Regions from separate parts of the Homo sapiens genome. Here all the other regions are linked to region 3. The links are chromatin contacts, found by Hi-C or POLR2A ChIA-PET in ENCODE. All regions are on one chromosome and are shown on one strand. The core of a region is the stretch at or near the end of the contact, and the rest is flanking DNA. Distances in the headings are between cores, read along the strand shown. Region 1 overlaps PIEZO2 (piezo type mechanosensitive ion channel component 2). Region 2 overlaps PIEZO2 (piezo type mechanosensitive ion channel component 2). Region 3 overlaps PIEZO2 (piezo type mechanosensitive ion channel component 2).

What was found. Hi-C counts contacts between places; a loop is a spot of excess contacts on that map. ChIA-PET counts read pairs that join two places held with the same protein, here RNA polymerase II (POLR2A). Pooled maps may share reads with other maps.
Region 1: a loop to region 3 is called in a map of endothelial cell of umbilical vein, with 6 times the contacts of the local background. The contact joins two enhancer-like sites. A Hi-C loop is called at or near these places in 4 of 168 maps with a recorded cell type or tissue (CD4-positive, alpha-beta memory T cell, MCF 10A, chondrocyte and 1 more), 1 of 37 single-sample maps with no recorded cell type and 4 of 50 pooled maps. POLR2A ChIA-PET finds 5 or more read pairs at or near these places in 3 of 52 experiments (GM12878, MCF 10A and Panc1).
Region 2: a pooled map shows a loop between it and region 3 (2.4-fold over the local background). The contact joins two enhancer-like sites. A Hi-C loop is called at or near these places in 2 of 50 pooled maps. POLR2A ChIA-PET finds 5 or more read pairs at or near these places in 2 of 52 experiments (GM12878 and OCI-LY7).

The regions. Positions count from the first base shown.
Region 1 is chr18:10,925,199-10,929,654 of GRCh38, forward strand. All of the region lies in intron 3 of PIEZO2 (piezo type mechanosensitive ion channel component 2), which reads right to left. Among named protein-coding and RNA genes, the nearest start is that of MIR6788, 170 kb to the left of the region's middle. RefSeq lists enhancers at 3,960-4,069, 4,080-4,169. Within about 2 kb of position 2,298, at least 8 of the 41 ENCODE cell types and tissues checked have a DNase peak (open chromatin) inside an H3K27ac peak, as active enhancers do; they include GM12878 and endothelial cell of umbilical vein, where a contact is called at or near this core.
Region 2 is chr18:10,877,600-10,881,795 of GRCh38, forward strand. The region is part of intron 4 of PIEZO2 (piezo type mechanosensitive ion channel component 2); the gene reads right to left. Among named protein-coding and RNA genes, the nearest start is that of MIR6788, 120 kb to the left of the region's middle. RefSeq lists an enhancer at 1,103-1,332. Within about 2 kb of position 1,297, at least 3 of the 41 ENCODE cell types and tissues checked have a DNase peak (open chromatin) inside an H3K27ac peak, as active enhancers do; they include GM12878, where a contact is called at or near this core.
Region 3 is chr18:11,003,742-11,008,014 of GRCh38, forward strand. The region is part of intron 2 of PIEZO2 (piezo type mechanosensitive ion channel component 2); the gene reads right to left. Among named protein-coding and RNA genes, the nearest start is that of PIEZO2, 140 kb to the right of the region's middle. RefSeq lists an enhancer at 1,714-2,203. Within about 2 kb of position 1,955, at least 7 of the 41 ENCODE cell types and tissues checked have a DNase peak (open chromatin) inside an H3K27ac peak, as active enhancers do; they include GM12878 and endothelial cell of umbilical vein, where a contact is called at or near this core.

The sequences.
Region 1 (4,456 bases), core at 1,048-3,547, 78 kb before region 3:
TTCAAGATTTTGATTTCAAGTACCATATTCCTGAGAACATTGCATATTTCTACATGATTAGTTCTGTCATTATTTAAATTAGCTTTGCTCTTAAATGTCAGGTATTACCTTTGGGTTAAAATGTTGGAAATAAAACAGACCCGCTAATTTAATAACATCCATGAGACAGGTAAAAGCAAGACACTCACTCAATTTATTCCATAAATGTTGATTGATCCCTCAAATATAATGGACAGTAGGATACGGCAGTAAACACGGATCTTGTGGCATACTGAGGGACAGGTGATAAAAATAATCAGGCTGCATGCACACACATTCCATGAAGAAAATAAAGAGGGAGGAGATAAATGTCAAAATGCAAGGGTTTATACAAAAAGTGAAAAAAAATTTTTTTTTTCTGAGACGTAGTCTCCCTCTGTCCCCCAGACTGGAGTGCAGTGGCTCAATCTCAGCTCACTGTAAGCTCTGCCTCCCGTGTTCACGCCATTCTCCTGCCTCAGCTTCCCAAGGAGCTGGGACTACAGGCGCCCGCCCTAATCTTCGGTATTTTTAGTAGAGACTGGTTTTCACTGGGTTAGCCAGGATGGTCTCGATCTCCTGACCTCGTGATCTGCCCGCCTCAGCCTCCCAAAGTGCTGGGATTACAGGCATGAGTCACCGCGCCTGGCCAAAAGTTTTTTAATGTAAGCAGTGTTTTTTGTTTTTTGTTTCCAAAAGTGACGGATGAACTGTAATCTGAGGTTTGATTTTATGGTTGTTCTTTCACTCATTCTAAGTTAGCTACACTCCCTCCAACTGGCTGCTGTTAGAGAAATATTAATTCTTCATTTAAGATCTTAGGCAGAAGCTCCCCAGGCTTCCTTCTCTGGTTCAGTTTGCATTCCAGGGGAGAGCACTGGATGGTGAGAAAGCTACAGAAAACTAGTGCCTACACGAGTAGACTTGAGTCAGGGTGCAGGAGGTCACAGATCTTCAGGGCTTGGCCCTCAGGGGCATTCCTGGCTGACCACTGCCGGGGGAGACCGGGTGTGCTGGAGGCGGTGGCAGCTGCTCGGGATCTCTACCCAACTCCACATTCAGCGGCGTCACGTTCACAGCTTGGCATCGCCCATGGTAGGAGTATTTAAGCCATGAATATCAGTAAATACTACAATCCAGATCTTTTCTCCATTATCTGGTTATTACAAATTTGCAGTGCACTAGTGGGTGGAACATATTTTTGGTGACTATCTTAGCAGCTGGACGGGCTCAGTTCAATCAGGCAGATGAAACAGGCTTAAAATAGGAGCCTATGAAAATCTGGGCCCAATAAATCAACTACAGAAAAAAGCAGTTCACAGTGACTCCACCTAGGTAGCCCCCTCAACAATCAGACTTCCATTTTATGCTAATTGAGCATTTTTTCCTTTTAGTACTCAGCTTTTAGGAAAAGGAATAATTGAAAACGAAAAAAACTGAAAGCAAGAGCTGATGAAAAATATCATGTCCGGGCCATTTTCTGCACACTTGGCAAAATACCCCGTCCTCTTGGTAGGATCAGCCTGCCAAGGGTGGCAGCCACCACGACTCTGAGATGTTCTTGCTGGAGCAAGATTAAAGGCGTAATAGAAAGATTCTCAACAGCAAGGACTTAAAATGCTGTCACTGAGTAGGAAACACAATTAAACTGAACACCCTTTTGAATTAGTCCATTTCCTGAGGTTTTATCATATATGTCCAAGTAACTATGCAGTCTAACGGTGAAACAGACACTTCCTGCCGCACAAGCTCTTCCTATCTCCTTTTGTGAAAGAAAGAATACAAATGTCTTACTCATTACTTTGTTTCACTTAGTGGCCACAAGGACCAAGGAGGAGCCTTGCGTTTCTGACCTGGGTCACACGCGGGAGGAGGGGGCGAGCTGCACACTTCCTGGATTTCTTTGCTTCGCATCCTCTGTTCTCTCCGGAGACTGGCAGCCACTTTTCCATGTTATCTGATTCGTCTTTCAGATCTCTCAGAGGTCAGGGTTTTGCTTTTCTTTTTCCTATTTTATTTTATTATTATTATTTTTTAAAGGTGACCCCTTTGGAAGCTCAAGTTCTTGGCTCAGCAAAGCCTCCGAGGAGGACTCTGATTTACGCACAGAAATTTGAAATGGGTTAGATGGGATACTTAGCAGGATGCAGTTTCCAGGTCTGTTTAAAGGAGACAGGTTGCAGCGCAGGCCGTGGGTGGGGGACGCCTTGGCTCCCCCAGGCCATCGGAGAGGAGCTGATGTAACAGTTCTGTGACAGCCAAGCCTTTTCTTCAGATTCATGCTTTTTACTGATAAATATTGTGAACATTACATTTACACAAAAGAATGTCTGACTAATCTCTTGGCACAGCGCAGAATCCCTTAGTTTTAAATTTGAACCAGTTGAAAAGCAATCAATACACATTTAAAGAATGCAGCAAATATCAGACTTTTAAAAAGTCTATATATATATAGTGTTTTCAAATTTGAGGTATTTAATCGTACCTAAAATGAAAGGTAAAGCGTTCTTAGACAAACTACAGAATTTTCCTCTCTCTGTGGTTTTTCAGTAGTCCAGCTCAAAGCAAGCCAGACTAGTGCTGTCTACAACTCGTAAGCTTTTCTGGGGTTGATAACTATAGCAGGCTCGCTTTATTTTATTTTATACTCTATTTGCTTTAGGTCAAATTGGAGATATAAAAACTGCATTTTTAGGGGAATAAAATGTGTAGAAAGAGGGCAGGAGACCAAACCCAAAGAACTTAGACGTGGATTAATGTATTTAGACTAAGGAAGATTCAAAATTTCACAAGCATACCCTTCCTTAATAACAATACCATACACTGGTGTGGTGACGCCCCACTCATAGGGCAGCCTTGCAGCTGTGATCTCACAAGAAAGCAATACGTGAAGGCTCATACACGCCATTAGGAAAGAAAGAATGAAGTCTGGCTTTGAATAAGTATCAGTTTCCATATTACAGTAAGGGAAAGCGGGGGAGCTATGAGGGAAAACCTGAAGGCTTCAAATCAAAGGAAGCTCCATGGACTCTGATTCCAGAGTACACTGTCATCTAAGAAAACGTTTCATCAAGCCTGTCAAACAGACAGAAGTCTTACCAAAGTCAAAACAGAGGCATGGCCGCTCCAAGCAAAGAGGGGCTGTTGGATACTCACTGCTCTCATTTGCCAGCTTAGGACTCTCACTGACAGGCACGCTTGATTTGTTTTATTTTTGTGCTGTGATTTCCCTGTTCCACCAAGCACTCTGCACTTCCCTTTTGAGGGGAGGGAGCCAGAGTTTCATCCTTTTTTAAAGTCCAGTTCTTAAACAGTGCCTGGCACATAAATATTATAAATAAAATAAACACAAAAGTTTTGTTGTAAATGAATAAATGTTATAAATGTGGAACAAATGATTTAGCCATTCAGATCCCAGGCCTTCATGCCATCACATCCTGTTCCACAAGTACGCATTAAATTCAGATTTTTCTGGATCTAACATTATAATAGCCAAAAGTTCCCCCTATTTATTAGTGACCTAGAGAGATTTGTGGCCATCTTCCTTGGAGCATCCATTTCTCCCCTATTTTACCGGCCAAGACATCTCTTCCCAGGCAGTAATTCAAAGAAGAGGAACATTTGGAACTAGCCTATAAAGCATTTGGGATGAAAGGTGCAGAGTAATGCACGTCTACTCACGGTGTCCAAAGTCAAACATTCCCCTGTCCTACTTGTGCAAAACTTTTACAACACTTCACCTTCATCCCTGTTTAATGGTTTAATTCAAATGCATTAACAGGAGAGAGAAAAAAAGATTTTTTGGTTTGTCTCACTGCTGACTCAAAATGATTTACGGTACTTTGCTGAGGTTTTGGCTGACTGTGGTCTCCCAGCTGCTGTTGTAAAGGTATCCATGCATCAGTCTTTATGTAAACACTCACAGCATTAACCACAGCTGCAATATGAATTAGAGCCATAGAAAACACTCTTGTTTATGTGATGAGCTGGAGCACCTCAACTCACTGCCCTTCTGAAATGGAGAACTCAAGAAAAGAAATTAAAAGTGTGAGCGAGCTGCAAACGTGCACGCATCATATGAAGGTGTTATGCTGCTGCATGCATGGGTACCCCACATATGCTGTTGTGACTGAGGCAATTCATAATGCTATGAATTCCAGACCAGCGCAAAGAAACTCCGAATTATTTTGATCAGATTCAGACATGTTTTCCCATATCTTTAAGTAAGATTGGAATGTTTGAACAAAATGCTTTTGCCAGTTGCTTGCTGTAAACAAAAATTTTGCATTTCAAAAGTTGCATGTTGAGACCATTTCAAAAAAGGAGTAGAAAATCACATCCACAGCCTTTGAGGGGCTGAGAAGTTATTGGCAAGACTGTGAGAGGAAAATGCCTCTACCAACCTCTCGGGTCTCAGGACAGATCCCGCTATCCTCTC
Region 2 (4,196 bases), core at 47-2,546, 130 kb before region 3:
GGAGGAGATTCTGACTTCTAACGTCTCCTTTCCCAGCCCTCCCCTTTATCCCCACAGCCCGGTCTGGCCTCTGGGTGACGGTAGCAGCATCCTGATGATTTCATCTCAGGTTGTCCCCTCTGCCAGCCAGGCCTCCACATTAATATCAGAGTTTAGTTTTTAGCAGCATAAAGCTGATCATGTCAACCCCACGGCCCCCAGGAAACATCCACATTCCTAAGCGTGACAAGGGGCCCTCCACATCCCAGATCTGGTTTCCCTTATCTCTTGCCATCATTTCCCTCTACCTCAAATTCCGGCCATACTGAATGCACGTACCCAGAACGCGCCAGTGTTTTCCCTCTGAGCAAGTGTGCAGTCTTCTCCCTTGGCCAACTTCTCCCAGTATGCTTCAGGTTCTCCTCATCTCTAAAAACACACCTGCCATGTCTCCTCTGTGAAGCCCTTCCTACCTTGCCCCTCCACACCCATTCCAGAATAGAATGGACCGCCATCCCTCCCACATCCTCCATCAGTAGATGTTTAACACTGTGTCACTCACTGATTTACCAATCTGCCTAACAGAAGCCCTTGCCTGTTTCATCTGTTTCCCTGGGGACCAGCATGGTAGATGGTGCAGTGTAAACCATCAGTAAAGGCTGGCTGGATGCATGCTAGCTCCAGGACATATCGCTGCCTCTTCAAATATTTGTTCTTTTCTTTTTATCATGATAGTTTGTGCAAAGCACTGTTGAAGAATTAGATGAGACACCTACCATAAAGAGCTCTGTAATTCAGCTCGGGGAAGATAATACACAAACACTAAGAGGAGGGAACATTACTGTTGCCTGGTAATGGCATTGAGATCACAGAGAGTTTACAAATAAAGTTTCAGTTATTTGCACATGCAGATTTCATTGTCAAAATTGGAAGCTATAACTCATTAAAACATATGTTCATAGTTATTAAATAAATGTGTTGGAGAAAATATTTCAAAAACAAAAGAAATGAAGTGTATCTAATGAACATTAAATGGCTCAATTTGACAGAATTTTTAATTCACTAATTCAAAAAAATTATTAAGCACTTACTATGTGCCAGACACTGTCTCTAAGCACAGAGTATTGGTTGTGAAGTTATATATGAAGGAAGTAAAGTCAGAAACACAGGGTAAGGTCAGACCATACAAAGCTTGGATGTTTTGAAAAAAAAAAAAAATCACATAACCAGAACTACAGAAAGACCTGAAGCAAAGGACAAACATGATCCCCAAGGAAATGAAGGCCACAGGAGAAACAGTGACGTGGCTGCTGGTAGTGCAGGTGGTGTTTTCACAATGAGTGTCAGGTGTGGTTAGGACTTTCAGGTGCAGAGGTGAGACTTTAAACTGAAAGCCACATGGAGTTTGTGCCTGGGAGCAAAGTCATGGCTGATGAGGTAGGTTCAAGAGTTTTCTTCTCACATGTGTTAGCTAAAGTCAAGAGAGTAAATTAGATTATCCAGGGACAGTGCATAGCATAAATATGTGTGTAAGGTTCTCTAACCTAATCATAAGTATACACTACAGGGCATTTAACAATAAATTAAATTTTATTTCAAGCCAATTCTGCACAGAATCAGGCTAACCAGGTTTTGTGTAGATGAAGTCCCATTTTAATAAATCAGTGAGACCAATGTGTCCATTTTCCCATAAAATGACCTAAGCTGCACTGTTTTCCAGGTGCATGACAATGACGTGTTTTACACGGAAGCACATACTAAACTACCTCAAACTTCATGTTCTCTCGAACAGGCAAAAGAGTCCTTTCCAATCTTTTTTTTTTTTTTTTTTTTTTGAGACGGAGTCTTGCGCTGTTGCCCAGGCTGGAGTGCAGTAGTGCGATCTCGGCTCACTGCAAGCTCCGCCTCCCGGGTTCATGCCATTCTGCTGCCTCAGCCTCCTGAGTAGCTAGGACTACAGGCACCCGCCACCACGCCTGGCTAATTTTTTGTATTTTTAGTATAGACGGGGTTTCATCATATTAGCCAGGATGGTCTCGATCTCCTGACCTCATGATCTGCCCGCCTCGGCCTCCCAAAGTGCTGGGATTACAGGCGTGAGCCACCGTGCCCAGCCTCCAATCTTGTTAGAGTCATACTGATCTTACTTGTTCAGACAGTGATTATACCCCTTGAAAGGAACTCAAGGAAGCTGAAATTTCTAAATAACTTACCTGTCCATAAAGAGGAGACTAGGCATTAAATTATGGCATATCCATCAAATCAAATACTACACAGCAATAAATAAGTACAAGTGCATGTGTGATCCAGGTCTACATCTGTGAATATGAGTGTATATCATAATGGTGAAAAAAATGAGAAATATGCAAAATATAGATTGCTTAGGGTTTCATGCATAAAAACTACTATAAAAATGACAAACACCTATTTCAGCGCAGGGGAGAGGGATACAATTAACGGTATTGGTAATGCTCAAGTTCTTAAGCTTGGTGAAAGCTGGTTGGTAGATACAAAAGTGTATCTTTAATACTTCAGACTGTTTTTAAAAGCTGCAACAGTCAGACTGCTTATATTTTCCTGTGTAGAACGAATATGAAAGATACTACACCAATTACTTTGACTGGGATAATGACCAATTGAGGCACTGATGGCCATGCCTGAATTTGGTCTGATAAATTTATTAATCAAATTCAATTGCCATTCTCCTGTCAAAGACCAGAGAAGAAGCAAGACAGGTGGATACTCATGGGAAGACTACTTTATTTTTCTAAGTTTCAATTTCTCACCTTACAAAGTGACTTCTTAGGATCTTTCCAACTCCAAAATTTCATTTCTACCATGAATACCCAAAATAAGGCAGCAATGAAATTTAGATGAGACCAGGAAAGAAGAAAAATGTTGGAGTATTGCTGTGAGGCATCCAGGTGAGAGGACCATCACAGTCATCTTCAGAAGTTCACAAAGAACAACTTTTGGGGGCAAATCAGAGTTGGTGGAAAGGTCACCTTCAACTGAATTACAACAACATGACTAAAATGTCAAATGAGCATTGTTTAAACAAATAGGAACTGTTAAGATGGTTCCCTAGTGGCTTCTGAAGTTCACACGCTGAGAGATAGTCTACTTTTGTTTGTCTTAAACTTAAATATGACTCTGATGCAGGTGTCTTTAGTCACTTGGCTTCAATAACTTTAAAGGCAGACAAATAGCAAAAACTCAATAAAATGGTAAGACCCCTGATTTCCATTTCAACTGCTTCCCACATATCATATATATATATATATATATATATATATATATATATATATATATATATATATATAATTTTGATATGAGAGAGAGACTATGTTTATTTAATATCTGACCTCATATAGCAAGTCATGTGTGTGGCAAGACTAATATATTTGGTGTAAATAGAGAAAGGTTTAGATTACAAACTCTGGAAGGAAATGTAACATTTATTGAGAATCACTTCCAATATTCAAATCAAGGGATTCCAAAGTTAATGACGCATTAGAGAAAACAAACAGTTAGCTTGTTTCTGTGAAATTAGGTACCTTTTTTTAAACCACAAAACAGTCATTAAACGCAGATATCTAATTACCTTAAGGTATGAATTGTTGCTGGATTTTCAGGAGATATATAGATATGTATGTATGTATGTATGTATGATGTATTTTACATTGGTGGCCGGATTTGTGTGAGTGCCACACGGATTGAGTATTTGAATCTACTAACCTCACTGTGAGAGTTGCTAATTTCCATTTGGAACACACAGTGCTTTATTCTCCTAAAAGGGTATACTGGTTATTTATGAGGCAGCAGGTCTGTTAAAAGAGTCCTAACTCCCTGGCCTTGGCGGAGGGCATTCACAGAGGTGAGAGTAGGATGCCGGGCCAAGGGGACCATCACTTACTTGCCTTTATGCACTCTGCTCCTCAGGAGTTTGCTGAAACTGCCTGGGACTGACTCTTCCCAATTCTGTGCTCCATGAAAGATTATTACTAGCTTAGAGTCTACCACAGTGGGAGCATCAGATCATGGAAATTGGTATAAATGCTGCAAATCAGTATTTTTTTCCCTAGAGAGCCAGTTGTTAAACATTTACCAACACACAACTGCTGCTATTGAACGACTACAACAAACAAAAGAATTGAATAACAACAACAAAAAACTCCAAAACAATAAAACTCACTCCTTTTGTCCTGTGACTCTCT
Region 3 (4,273 bases), core at 705-3,204:
GGACGTGGGAGGAAACCAGAGTACCTAGAAAAATCCCACACAGACCTGGGGAGAACAAGCAAACTCCACATGGGGGTGGACCTGGAAACAAAGTGATTTTTTCCCCTCATTGACATTGGAACAAAACAATATTCAACTACATTTTTCAGGGACCTGCTAAATAGGACTAATGGAAGAGAGTTAATAGTCACTATTTTTGTTGCTTTTACTTTGTTTTCTAACCCATGTTATGCCTTCCACAACTCTGACCCTAAACAAATGATGGTTTCCATGTTTTTCTGCAAAGGCCTGAGAAGGGGTAGGGAGTAAGTGTGGGCCTGCCTGCAGAAACTCCCTGACTGCAGACATTTTCTTTCTGCAGGAATTTCCTGTCCCATGCCCTGTTCGTTCCCAGGGATCTATGAGAAGCACATGGGTTAGAGGTGTGAGTAGTGACACCCCTGAGGACTGTGAGGGGGTCCAGGTGTACCATTCCTGAGTCCCCCTGGATGGAAATACTGCAGACTTCAGAGAGGAACAGAAGAGAGAGGAATTAATGTAGATATTTACCAGACACAACTTCCAAATTTCCAGATTGGGGGCTTGGCCCTACTCCATCTCTGATTCTGGGATTTCACACGTTTCTCAGACTGAATTGCTGCCCCCACAGCCCCCGCCCCATATTTCTTTCAAAGGACTACATATCAACCCATCTATCTCAGGGAGTAGCCATGTGGGAAGAAAAGGTATGAGTAATTTGTTTGATGATTCAGAACATGAAAAGTATGGTTTAATGTTCACACAGTTGCTCTCCACCCAGTTGCCTTAGGGAGTTAGTTTAGAACGGATAAGGAAGGGAGAAAACGCAAAATAAACCAATAATATACAAGAAATGGCTGCTTTGTTGATGAAGCTGTCAAAATCAGAAGGGAGATTCTTTTGTGAAGAAATGTTGAGGCCAATGGATCTCCTTGCTGAGAACTTCAGTGCTCTTGATAATCTATTGTTCAAAGGAGGAAAAAAGCATCCTACAAAAATGTGTAATTTCCTAAAGTGAATTGTCATGACATTCAACAAAATGCAGTTTTGTCAGAGAAGTCATTTCCATATGTTTCAGATAATTGATTTGTGCGTTTCCTACTGTGACCAGACTGTAAGCTTCTTGAGAGCAGGAGACAAGTGCCATGCCCCTCTGGACACTCCTGAGTGTCTAGCATGGGGCTTTGCACATAAGATGTGCCATTAAATATTGACTGAGAGGCTATCATAATAAATGCAAATCACAATAATGAAAAAAGGTGATCCCTATGTGATGATTTCAATATATGTTGGCAAGAACATTCCACTTCAAGCCAACAAGAAGTCCTCAGACTTCTTGTTATTTTATTCAGCCAGTGTGCCAAATTCTGTCCCAAGGGACCTACAAATGGTAATGAATGGGGGAAAAACAATTAGGCTATTGAGTCCATTCCCCTTCACATCAGGCTTCTTCCCTGTGGAGCATTCTTCCAGCAATTACCTAGAGATGTCTCCTGTACAGAGTTATCCTGCAATTCCTTTAGGAAAATAATAAATTTGACCCTGATACAAAGTTCCCACCATGCTACACTTCATTCTCTTGTGCCCAATATAACTTTGCGTTTGTCTTTTATTTTTTTCCTTTCACATATCTTTGGAAGAAATGTAGTTTAGCTTAACATGTATTGAGTATCAGGCATGAACAGTTACAGAAAGGACTTACTGCCTCTAGTTCACGCAGATTGAGGTTCAGAGCCTTGATCAAGGAGCGGTATCAGGGATGCTGGGGGCGTCATTACACACCTGAGAGGGTGCTCATAACAGACAGGTGTAGATTAGCGACTGCTAATGTGCTTCAGCCTGCTTCCCATCTTCCTCAAGCTCCTTCACTCATGCATTCCCAGTGGCGTGAGAGGCCCAGCTTAGCTGGCCGGGAGGAGGGACTTTTTGTGCTGTTATCTTCTTGTTTTTCCCACAAAGAACACACACCAGGTTACTATGACTAACTGCCTTGTGACCTGCTGTGTTTATTCTCCTTAACCCTGAACTGTGCTTTCATGCCCTGGAAGCCAGGCCAGGCAGCTGTCAGCCTGCATGGCCTTCTGTGTGTTGTTTGTATGTACACGCAAAGAGCAGTGACTCATCTACAAAGGGAGTCTCCAGTAAAAGGCTGAGATTATCCTCCACTTCTCGTTCCATCACATTTTAGGAAACAAACCTTCTTATGAATTTGTCTTCATTGCTATAATGATATTTTTTCATTTATCTATAAACTGGCAAGAAGACAATTCCATTTCTCTCGTTGGATCTTACATGCCTGTCTCTTTCCCTTGGCTCAGGTCTTGGAACAGATTTGGACCTCTCAGGAAGACCCCCGGTCATCCAAGCTAAAATGCGAACCATCTCCCCAACTGCTTTTTATCACAGTACCCTGTTTTGTACACTTCACCACTTCACTACTTGTAATTATCTTTTTTTAATTGCTTACTTTCTCAAATGTAAGTTTCACAGGTGCAAGGATTCTGTTTGTCTTGCTTTGTTACCACTGAATTCCCAATGCAAAGAAAAGGGCTTGGCAGGCAGCATACAATAAATATTGATTGAATAACTGAACGAATGAATGAAATATATCAGGTGAAGCTCATAAGTCATATGTTAATCAGCACAGCCTTGTGGCTTAAGATCTTAGGGAACACAATGTAAAATCTTTAGCTTTCATGGGGGCAAAAGGCTGAAGGAAGCAGAACATTAGTATATGGCAAAGAAGGGAACAAGCACTCTTTGCCTCCTCAGAGTTAAATTTATGGAGATCCAAACTTTACCTCGTATTGGTCTATTAGCTTTCCATTTACCCTCCCGCATCTGCTATGAAACACAGCAGCCAGCCCAAGGCTACAAATCCCTCCTTCCCATCATCTTCAAGTCTATTCAGTCCATTCTTTCCTTTCTTTCCTCCTCCCCTGCCTCCCTCCCTCATGCTCTTCCTCTTCCTTCCTTCTTTGGTATATGAATCTTCAGGTGCATCCCTTTCTGTCTTATCTATTATTTGACTATGAAGTATGTTCTTAGTAAAAAAATTATTCCCTAGTAGTCTAAAAAATGATCTTAAAGTATCCTTTTCATTATATTACCTATATATTTTTTATTTTTAATTATCATGGGTACATAATAGTTTGACATTTTTATCAAGCACGTGATATTTTGAAGCCAGCATACAATGTGTAATGATCAAATCAGGGTAACTGGGATATCTATCACATCAAACATTTATTAATTCTTTGAATTGGGAACATTTCAAAACTACTCCTCTATTTATTTTGAGGTATACAATAAATTATTGTTAACTATAGTCTCCTTATTTTGCTATCAAACACTAGATTTTATTCCTTCTATCTAACTGTATTTTTGTACCAGGGCTTCTATCATTTAGAAGATGAAAATGTGTGCTGAGATTTAAAAAGTATTCTCAAAAACAATGATGAATTGAATTCCCAGATTTAGTCATAACAGACTCACTTAAGGAAAGTTAATAAATATAGCTTTCATAAAGTAACATTTGTTAACGTAAATGCTTTAAGTCTCTTTTCTAGCATAAAATATAGGTTAAAGAAATCAAAATGCATAGATCTTCAGTGTACAATTCAATGAGTTTTAGCAAATGTATGCATATAGGGTTCCACCACGAGAATCAGGATCTGGAACATTTACATTACCCAGAAAGTTCCTCATATGCCTTTCACTCAGTCCTCAGCTCTTCCAGAGATTTAAGGATGTCAATAAGCCCTAAGTATCATAAGCACAAAGAAAAAAATCACTCGTAGATGCAGTATAGTCAAATTACTGAAAGTCTTAAGATGGAGAGAAAATTTTTAAAGAAGCCAGAGAAAAAGAATACATTAAGTAAGGGAGGACAATGAAAAGAATTGATGACTAAAATCATCGAAAACAATGGAAACCAGAAGATGTTGGAACGACAGGTAAGAATGCTGAACTGAGGGGGGTGGCAAAAAATTTCAACCAAAACTTCTGTATCTAGCAAAACTATCCTTTGAAAATGAAGGCAAATGTAAATATACTTTCAGACAAACAAAATCCAGAAGGATTTACAGCCAAAAGGAATGCTAAAAGTTCTTCAGGAAGGAAAACCACACTAAATAGTAACCCTGATCTACAGGAAGAAAAGAAGAGCACAGAAATGACAAATATGTGAATAAATATAAAACATGCGCCCCACCAGCTGAAGTCAGGCAGAGTCCTACTGGCTTCCAACCTCCTT